2 separate regions of the Homo sapiens genome follow, and region 1 is linked to region 2. A link is a loop called in an ENCODE intact Hi-C map of the cell type or tissue named here. Cell type or tissue: sigmoid colon. All regions are shown on one strand. Each heading gives the region's core, and the rest is flanking DNA. Links, peaks and the distances in the headings are about the cores only.

Region 1 (5,382 bases), core at 70-5,069, 94 kb after region 2:
GTCTTTCTGAATAATGTTACCTGATTTGATTTTGCTTAGATCTAACAAATATCTAAATAAAAAGATATACCTTTTAAAAGCACTTCTTGGGCTAAATGCCTCAGGAAATGCAATTATTGATCGTTTTCATAGTGTTTAGTAAAACTATTAATTCAACTTTAAAAGAAATGAAATGGTACTACTAGGAAGAAATATCGCATTTGTTAAAGCATGTTGGCACTGCATTCAACATCATTGATTAGTAAATTGTGATCATTTTCTCTCCTTGAAATATTTTTTTTTTGCCTTAGGGCTGTCTAATGACTTACTTTAAAACTGCTTTCTTTTCCTTATTTTTTTTAAACTTGTATACTTCTTTCTTGTATTCTCAGAATGGACTTTTATAAAACACAACTGTCAGGATCTGTTTTCTCACTGCATTTCTTTTTTTGTCATTTCAAATAGATACTTTGCATTTTAGACATGCCTTGGTTGTAAGCTGAGAAAAATGAAAGGCGAGGCATTCCAAGCTGTGATAATCCTAGGGTAGGAATAACAGTTCCTAGACAATTCTTGATGATACTAGCTTGTCAGCATCCCTTAGCCCAAGAGTAGGCACTAAGCAGTCAGAATGAAACAAAGCCGAATGCTTCTTATCTTATTTTTAGGTTTTCTTCATGAAATCTGATCTTCTACAATCTGGGGGCTTAGTAGATTGAAGCTCTTCCCACAGTCCTTTTTCCTCCTATTCTATTAACCATATCCCATGTATTATATTGAAATGGACTTTGCTTAGAATTTCATAACATGTTCTTTTGGTAACCAGTAAAAAGATCCTTTGAATGGGAGCATTTCGCTTTTTGAAAGGAGCTTAAATGTAATTACAGTACAGACCTGTGCAGGCAGGCGATCCTGCCCAGCACGTTGGCATATTCTCACTTTATGAACGTTTTCATCTGGGGGCTTGGCGAAGGAAACATCTGATTCTCTTTTGTGAGATTCTTCAGTACAGAGACCCATTCCTCTTTCCCAGAAAAACACAGTGATTCCTCATAAAATGAAAGGATTTCTGAAGCCCAACAGAAAGTGGGGATACAGAGATCCATTCACAGAGACAGAAGAGAAAATCCTAAGAAATCGGCTTCCTGGGGCCATCCTAGGCCTCTCACAGAGATGTTTTTATAATGATAGGAATAACATCTCTAGAGAAGTTCAAAGATAGGACAATAAAATTAAAAGAAGGGCCTGCAGGAGGAAGCAAGGAGAAAGACACTTCACCCCACTGAGCAGGTAATTCATCATATTTCTTTCCAAATTTATACCCAAAAATCTAGTGGATGTCATTGATATGGTGGAAATAGCTATTTATTATTATTTTTCTTTTTTTGAGACAGTCTCACTCCGTTGCCCAGGCTGGAGTGCAGTGGTATGATCTTGGCTCACTGCAACCTCTACCACCCGAGTTCAAACCATTCTCCTGCCTCAGCCTCCCGAGTAGCTGGGACTACAGGTGTTCACCACCACTCCCAGCTAATTTTTGTATTTTCAGTGGAGGTGGGGTTTCACCATGTTGGCCAGGCTGGTCTCGAACTCCTGACTTTAAGTGATCCACCTGCCTCGGCCTCCCAAAGTGCTGGGATTACAGGCTTGAGCCACCATACTCAGCCAGCTATTTATTATTTCTGAAACATGGGCAGGGGAAACCTAATTTTGATAAATAAATGATTTTCAATGTTAATTAGAAGCAAGAAGGAAAGAAAAAAAAAGGAAAAGAAATGTTCCAGGAGATGAGACATTACTTTCATGAAGTTGTCAAGAAGGAAATGAAAAGTGTGCATACTTGAAGATATGATTGTATAATCATAGGGGTTAATAAGTCATTGCCATTTTCCCTATTAATGATGACAGTTTGTTTTAAAGGTAACTCATCCTGTCTGATTTTCCATGGTGGTGTTGGTTTCTACTGCCCAGGTCCTTTATGACATTCCTAAGGAGTGACTCTAGCCTTGTACTCAGCAGACCCATGACTTCTAATCAGCAGCATCTCAGACACTCCGTTTTGGCTGTGAGGCTGCTAGGCTCTCAACAAAACTCCTAAATAGGAAAACTTACAAAACTTCCAGGCCTTAGCTGTCAGCCAAAGACGGAGCTAAGACACAGCTATTTTATTTCCTTGTGCAATAAAGGTATAATTGTCTTCTATGCCAGATGTCAGAAAGACTTCTACCAGGTCTTTCTCTGTGTGTTCTTAAAAAAAATCCTCAACAACAACAACAACAATAACAACAACAACAACAACAAAACTTCAAGATGTTAGAAATAGATATAAGCCATTATAATTATCCTTCAGCATCACATATAAATTCATGTGTAACTTTAAACAAGCTGGTGTCCTTGTGGTGACTATCTATGTTATGTGACATTGTTTTCTGTTCGTCAAAGTGAAGCAGCAGATAAATGGAACAACTGTTTTTTAAACATAATTATTTTTTTTTCCAGATGTTCTCAGGCTTCCTACATTCAGGATCAGCAAGTCTTCAGCATTGGTACTCTTTGTTAGTGTAGACCTTGAGTGCCCTGCTGAGGGGCTTGTGTGCCATTCTGCTTGAGTGCAGATGTGCCAAGAGGTACAAGAGTTGGAACTGTAATAGACCTCTTAGGCTACTGGCTGAAATACTAAGGTTCAGAATAAGAAAGAGATACGTCTCAGGCATCTCATTATCCGCAACTGTCAGTCCGGAACTCAGAACAGGCTGGTTCTAGCTGTCGATTCAATAGTTTTAGCTTCTGTACTCCAAATCCTTACAGGTAGACCCATAGCAAGGTGCCATTGCCAGGGTCATGCCATCCAGGTATGACAGGACTATGTCAAAGCCAGGTAGGAGGGCAAGAAAAGGGAGTATAAGGCATAAGTTAAATAGGGGACTGGTGAGATGACCAGGGGAGGCCCAAAGAGTCCAAGGCAAACATCTGGAGAAGGCTCAGACAGAATTTTGAAGTCTGCATCTAGTAACAGCCCAAAGAAGTCCCACAGTGATTTGACAGTCTGTTATGCTATGGGAGTACCAGCCTACCTGCCCAACCGTGCCCTGATTGGCCAGCCTTTGGCAAATAGAGAGCTCTTCTTTTCTCTTAGGAGCCTCTGCCATCCCCTGTATGAATATGAGGGCTTCTTATTTGGGAAGCCTTGATATGAAGTGCCTTGAAACTGTACCCTGAGCTACTTTCTCTAGGATGCCCTCTCTTTCAGAAATGTGAGCTCCAGGCTGTTGCTCCCCAATGGCTAGGGGTTGTTGGCTATCCCTGGTTATAGATTATTGTTTATCAGCCTCCTAGCACATAGGTGGCAATTTTAATATCCAGAAAAAAAAGGCATAGGAAGCAGAATGTAGTGGTTACATGAATAGTCTATTCTTGTTTCCCTAGGACTAAATTCCTGTAGATGTGAGAGGAGTATGGATCCAGGGGTCAGAGGTTCCATTCCCCATGCCAGCATTTGTGTCTAGATTCTCAGCTCTCCATTCAGACCTGGGACTTCTCTTCTCTTTCCTTTCCCCCATTTCTAATCACCTCATCTAGGCTGTCCTGTTTTGTGAGTGGTCCCAGAGTGGGGTTGGGGTTGGATGGAGAGCATATATTTGTGCTGGGAGGCTGGGGATGTTTGTGTGTACACGTTGTGTGGGTGCCCACCCACATGAACCACTCCATACCTATACATGGCTCATTGACCCTGCCCTCGAAGAACTTTCACTCTGTCTTCTGGTATATGTGCATAAGTGCATATGCATTTAGTGCTATTTGAATCACCTACTCCATCCCATTCCTTTTCTAGATAAATAAGGGTTCCCTAAAAAAAAGGGATGGCTAGAATCAGTGGAGGGAGTGGAACGAGTGAGTAGAATTGGTCAGTCATGATTCCTAAGACAGTTTAGTGAAAACTAAAATCAAGCAATACTTGTTTGGAAAGACTCTGTTTTATGTAGTAGCTTAGCTCTGATTTATTACATAGAAGTTGCTGGCAAATATGAACACTAATTCTACTCTGGTAACAACTGTGATTGAAATAATTGTAGTCTGCAGATAAGCTGGAGAAAACAAGCATTAGTGGGTAGGTTGTCTTGGACATCATTCCAAAAGTGTAACAGTGAAAAAGTACGTGCTCTTAGAGAAGAAAACTTACAAGAGATATTTACAAGACATATGACTGGTTCAGATCTCTGCCTCTTATGTAGATCCGTGCTAAGCCAACCAGGCAAGGAAAGCTCTCATCTCTAAAAAAAAAAACTAGGAAAAAAGGAGAATAACAAACTCCTGTGGCCACTCATTAAAGTGACTTATGGCTTTCTCTGTCAAGAAATCTTGGCTAATTATTTAGCATTTATGAGACTGTGTGGCTGCCTTCATGGAAATATAATTTTCACTTTTTCTTCTTTAATACTCTATAGAATTATACTAGGCATTTGTGAAATCTTACAGTAGCCCAATGCACAGCCTGTTGGGCATTTGGATTACAGTGCAACACCAGATAAAGAGGCAGTAAAGCAGATACAAATGAAAAAAATAGAAACAATTGATCCTATCAGTTTTTGTTCAGTTGAATGATTGCCTTTTGGGGGCATTTTCTACAAACAGTTACTATTATCACTATTATTATTACCTTAGTTTTGGAAATTACTATCACTTTTGAGTGCTGAGTCATCTGATTCAGTCTTAGAACAACGTTGGGAATTCGTAACCTTATCCCCAGTTTACAGAAGAGAAAACAAAGACTTGAAGAGGTCAAATTATTTGCTTAAGATCCTATAGCTAGGAGGTGATAGGGCTGGAACTTTAGCTCTTCCATTGAATTCTAAAACTACCTAGCTGCCAACCACTTTTGAGGTCAACTTGTAATGCCCGTATTTTGCTTTTGCTATACCTATCTAGGTCTATCGTGGATAAGAAATATGGAATGAAGATGGGAAAGGAGACTCTTAGTTCAGATATAATATTGAAGTCTTGTTAGATAAAATTTAAAAGAACTTCATAACAAACAAAAGGGTTCTCGCCACCTGAGTTTCTTGAAAGCAAATGATCTGTGTGTGTTTTATTGAGAAATTTATAAAGAATTGACATATTCCATTCTCTCTGTTAGCAATCTATGTCATTTTCTTTGTCTCCTAGAAGAATGTTTTACTCTTAGGAATAATTATTCAGGTAGACATCCTGAGCCTTACAACTGCTCTGAAGTCAACTGCTATCATTGTTTCAGGAGTCTCCATATTACTCAAAGCTCAAGAATACAGAGTGTATATGGATGCTAAAGAGTTGTTAGGGTTTTTATACTACTTTCCGGTATGCTCCAATTCATTTCAACATGGAATACATATATTTGTGGCTATTGGATCACATCTCTTCAACTGA
Region 2 (5,382 bases), core at 233-5,232:
CATCTTGTCAAGAATGCTGCATGTCTGGTGGACTTCCTGAATATCAAATCTCCGAGCCTTCTTTCCAACTGCCCCTCCTGGCCAGCCTCATGAGACACTGATGAGAAAAATGCCACAGCTTTCAAAACAGTTAACCTCTCCTTTGGCAATTCACAGCACTGGGTTTATTCAAGCTTACGATGACACAGAATTTTCCTCCCTTTGAAAAGTACTGGTTAAGTCTTTCTGTCTCCTGCCCTTCAAAAGCAGTCATTGTGTTTGTTTTTTTCAGAGGTACCATCAGGGTTGTCAGAAAGTGGAATTTCCCGCCAGATCAGAATTTCTTCAGCCTTCATTCATGACCTGAGTACTTTTGGTTTTGAGGGACAAACTTGCTCTATTTTGAGCACTGAAGGAAAACATCTAACTCCCAATTATGGGTCTGTGCACGTGAATAATTGGGTAATGGGATTAAAGTGCTTGAAGATACAACCCTTCCTCAGGTGCCCCTTTTCACACATAAGGAAAGTGGAGTACGAAGGGCACTGGCTCACGGGAAGGAGTGGTGGGGACCCCAGGCCTTCAGTCCCTCATTTAACAAGGTTGTAAAGTCTGATCTGACTTCTTACTGCAAGCACCGCTACTTCTATGACATCCTCCATGCCCTTTTTATTTCAAAAGCAGTTTAATATGTTATTTCATTTAATCTCCACTGCAACTATTTCCATTTAAAATTTTGTTAGATAATCAATAGTGCTCTAAATATGAACCAATTTGGAAGAAATATGAAGAAAAGTCATCTTTTAGAGACAACCCAATTCATGGGCCTTGTAAACATTTTTATTTTTTAGGTAATCATAAAATAAAATTGACTTTTTAAAAAAATTTGGTGTGTAGGTCTATGAATTTTCACAAATGTATGGAGGCGTGTAACCACCACTATAATCAGTGGAACTGTGCCTTTACCGCATCGAACCGCCTCCTTCCATCTCTAACCCCTGGCAGCCAGGGATCTGTTTTTCATCACCATAGCTTTATCTTTTCAAGAATGTCAAATAAGGAGAATCCACAGGATGTGGCCTTTTGAAACTGGTTTCTCTTATGGGCTTACTTTTTTTTTCTCAGTTAGAACTTTTATTTAAAATCAACAATCAATTGAACTTGCCTATTTGCCGAACAATATCTACAGGTAGAAATTTGCAAGAATAACTCTGGATAAGCATAGTAGGCCATCTATTTCATCATGAAGGAAATTTTTGATGTACTATTTTGAAGACTCTATTTACAGTCCCTTATATTTAAACTATATCTATTAAATTAGTGTTATATTGAAATAGCCATTAAAACAAAACAAAACAAAAGTCTTACATGGACCAGGCACTTGTGAAGTACTCTATTATTTCATTTAAGCAAATATACATCCTTTATGGGTCATCTGTGTCATTTTGTTATTTACTCCTCTTGTACAAGCTTGGCAGGGTTTGAGTGGTTCTTTAAAAGAGAAGTTGGTGATAGGGAGGGAACTTCATTTCTGTCCCAGATGCTGACACCTTGTGGGCCCTTGGTAACTTCCGCTGCTGTCCATTTCCCTCATGTAAGGGCAGATGGCATTTGCATACCTGGAGGGACGCCGGCTGGAGTTACAGATGCCTGCTGATGATTGGAATGTTAGGGACTTAGTGACATGTGCTGTAGTCATGGGGTCCTCTCAGACACTTAGGGCATGCAGGCCTTAGGGGAGCCCTGTGCCTTTGGGGCTGGCTGATGCTGGGGAGTGGGACTGTCTGCTGGGTTCAAGGTGGAAAGGGAACTGCTCCTGTGTGGTTTGCCTGCCAAGGAGCTAATTAGGAGAATGGGTTTGGTGATCTTGATCTGACAGCCAATGGGAGACTTCCTGGGGAGCTGGAGGAGATAAGCCTGTCAAGAGGCTCCCAGCTGTGTTAGGGCCAGGATTGTCATTGCTGCTAGGCAGGGCTTTGGTCCTCCCAAAATGAGAGTGAGCAGATTGCAGCATTCTTTCTCATAGCACCAAGGAATCATAGACTCCATGGCTAAGTGAGGTGGAACCAACCACATTGTGTGGTCAGCCAGTGCCAACCTTTCTTCTTGCCTGGCCTTGTGGATGGTGTTCACTTTTGAGATGCAAACTCCAGGTTATGTTATGAAACTCCACTTCTTTGTCTCTCAAAAAAAGCTTGTTAAAATGCGAGTATCAGTAGCCTTTTATTTCAAGCCTCAGATCTCCTCTAATCAGGCCATCAATTGGCCATACTGATAGCTATTATTAACCATTATTGAGAGGCACTAGATTATGAAGAGTTGAGTAGTTAAAAGCAGCATTTCTGGAGACAGACCACATGATTCCTAGTCTCACCTCTGCACCTGGCTGGCTGGGTGACCCTTGCATGTTGTCAGCCTTTCTGAGCCTTGGTTACCCCACTGGTAAAATAGGGATGATAATAGTACCTCCTTCACAGGTTTATTGTGAAGATTAAATTAGTCAATACATGTAAAGCTACTGACAGATACCAGCCTTTGGTTGTAAGTTAATTTTGAGGATTCTATATTCGGCCACCTCTGCTACTCTGTCATCACATTCAGATTGAGAACTGCTGATCAGTCTAAGTCTCACAGGGAATAAAGCTGAGGTCTACAAAGGCTCAGTGATGTACACAGGCAGAACCAGAACTAGGAGTGTCCCTGGACCCTTAATCTCTTCACACTGCAAAGCAGAAAGCTGGTGATCTGAATAAACTGTTTGCTCTTGGGGACTTTGCTAACTAGAAATCTTTATTAACTTGGACTCTGATTTTATTGTCAAGGCAAGAATAAGCAATTTTTAGATCAACAACTCCAAGTCACTGGAGTCACTTCAGCAGAGTTTCAGTGTTTAGTGTGATTTGCTGTGCCCATTTCTCTGCATAATGGCCTTCCATGCATGTATGAGGGGAAGTCCATAGTTAACTGGAATGCATGCGTAGGCAGAGCTTTTTGTTTGCCAACCAGGAGTGATAACGGAGTTTATTGCCACTTGATCCCCTCTGCCAGCCCATCTGGGTCAACTTGTTTTTCTCTGGTGTTTGCCCTTTCCATCAAATTGTTCCAGAGACTAACAACCTGGCTTAGTGATGACAAGTGTGTTAATAGTGGAGCTCAAGATAAGGCAGCAGTAACTCTGTTTGCTCTGAGAGTTTGCTGCCTGCCTGCTGAGTGATCCAGGGACTTGTCAGCCCTTTGAGTTAATGTGTGTGAGGTGCTGGATGCAGAGAAGAGCACTTGGTGTGCTTTCAGCTTGCACATGTGTCTTGGTGCTCAGCACTCCCCATCCCATGCCAGGAAACCTCTCTCTCTCTCTTTGCAGGAGATCCTCATGCCAACTCCCATCTAAAAAATGAATGCTTGTGATTTGGAAATACTTTTTCATAGATGCTCAGAAGGTGTTTAGAGTTTTGGCTTTTGCTTAGTTCACAAACCAGGTAATTCCCAGTTGTCCATATGAATGCTCTATAGTCAAATTTAGGATCCCAAATTGGCTTCTTTCATCACTGAGCAAGCTTCTGGACTAGACAGTCTCTTCTGTAATAAAATTGCTAAAGTGAATGCAACAGGAAGGAGAGGAGGAATTTGCAATGACCTCTTTGTGTAGGTAGATAGTCTGTGCTTTCCTGATGCAGGCTCCCTTAACATGAGGATTGTGTATGGGGCAGTGACGTACTGCTTCTGAATTATCCATGCAAAATGTTTGGCTCTTTGAGTGTGAAGCAGCAGCAGTTGCTTGTATTTTCAGACAAGGGTCTCAGTGCACGGAGAGGACTCCCTCCAAGTGTTGTCTTTGCATTTCCATTCATCTTATTAGAGCAGTGCAAACCCTGATGCATGAATGAACTGGGTTTGTGGCTGAATGAGTTTGGATTTGCTGAGCAGGCTGATTCAGGAAGTTGTCCTTGATTCCCCTGCTGTTTCCCATGTATACACACCCTTCCTAAGTGAATGTGGCATTTGTATTGGATGAAGGCCATAGCTCAGTATGAAACGTGATTATATGTCTACTCTAATCCTCAACAGGCAATGCTTTCCACTTAGGGTGTTTTAGAGGACATGTGTACCATTGGACTTGCATGATATTTGGGTCAAAGGCATTTATGGACAGAGATGGAAGGTATGATCTATCAGCTTAGAAACTCAACCTCAAGAGAGAGGAGGGTGTATAAATGAGGATGCATAAAGTAAGAATGGAACCCCCCCCCCCCCCCCGCACACACACACACACCGTCCCTAGTCAAATTTGCAAAGACTTACGGATATGCTAATAAGATTGCTGCTGGCTAGGGGAATTCACAGGTCTGCAAATTCTATGAATTCTAATGCCTCACTCAGCAATTTTAAAAATGAATGGACTGGAATTAATTGGGAGCCTCCTTCCATGGGAATTTTGGAAGTATTCTTAGGTATCACAGAACACTGTCTGTTTATGCATAAAACTCCATAAACTACAATGGAAATCACTCTAGATAACAACGTGAGAGATGGGTATTACCAGGGGCATATGGCGTAATTTTAGGTGGTGGCCTGACCCAGCATAGGATGACACAGACTCCAATGAGGAGAGGGTTATGTTTTCTTTTACATTCTCTTTAACACAGAGAGAATGTCTTCCCTAGGTTCTACCAGGTCTTTAACACCTCTCTAAACTTTGGCAATCAGCCTCCGCTCTCAGGCTCTGAGTCTTTGTTGGGGTGACAAGATCGAGGTGGCGTTTAAATGATCTGGGTTTTCTTTTTTGCTGTATGTTTAGAATTACCTTCTAGTTATAGCAAGTGAGATGGGCTTTCCATTTGTGGTAGTGAAATAAAGTTCAATTTAAAAATTGAACTTTAAAGAATGAGATTTAAAGAAAAAAAATTACACAATTAATTGTGTAGGTAGAGTCCCATTATAAATATGTTGTCAGGACAGGACATGAGTGATAGAGATAAGGAAACCCTGGCAATAGGAGATAATGACTACTTTGATTACACAGGGAGGCAGTAAGGACTGGTTCCTCCTTCATCTTGTAAACATGGCCACTGTTTCCACCAGGGGAATACTGATCGCTGTCCTTTACAGAGGCACTGTGCTAAGTAAGTACTTTTCACACATCTCATCTAATCATCTGAACAACCCATGAGGTATGCATAATAACAAACCTCTTCCTTTAAAGATGAGGAAGCTGGAACTTAGAGATAGTAACTGGCTTTTCCAAAAATACATGGCCAGTAAGGGGCAGAGGCAGCATTTGAGCACAGGCAATTTGACTCCAGAGCCTGGCACCTCACCCCTATGCCATGTGGTAACACCCAGTAACAGCCCCAGAGAAATCTAATCAGAGAAAATTCCAGTCATTTCAGTTTACTACCTGGGGCA

Evidence for each region. Hi-C counts contacts between places; a loop is a spot of excess contacts. Peaks named below come from ENCODE experiments on the same cell type or tissue, not always from the same donor. Only the 100,000 strongest peaks of a DNase experiment are listed, where the experiment ranks them.
Region 1: a loop joins it to region 2, with 2.6 times the contacts of the local background. A loop is called at or near these places in 3 of 110 quality-filtered maps.

The regions. Positions count from the first base shown.
Region 1 is chr10:77,191,931-77,197,312 of GRCh38, reverse strand. All of the region lies in intron 3 of KCNMA1 (potassium calcium-activated channel subfamily M alpha 1), which reads left to right. Among named protein-coding and RNA genes, the nearest start is that of KCNMA1-AS2, 54 kb to the right of the region's middle. In sigmoid colon, for the core only: no CTCF peak of the experiment used is centred there; a DNase peak (open chromatin) is centred at 2,042; H3K27ac peaks cover 368 bases.
Region 2 is chr10:77,285,618-77,290,999 of GRCh38, reverse strand. The region is part of intron 2 of KCNMA1 (potassium calcium-activated channel subfamily M alpha 1); the gene reads left to right. Among named protein-coding and RNA genes, the nearest start is that of KCNMA1-AS3, 63 kb to the left of the region's middle. In sigmoid colon, for the core only: no CTCF peak of the experiment used is centred there; a DNase peak (open chromatin) is centred at 3,259.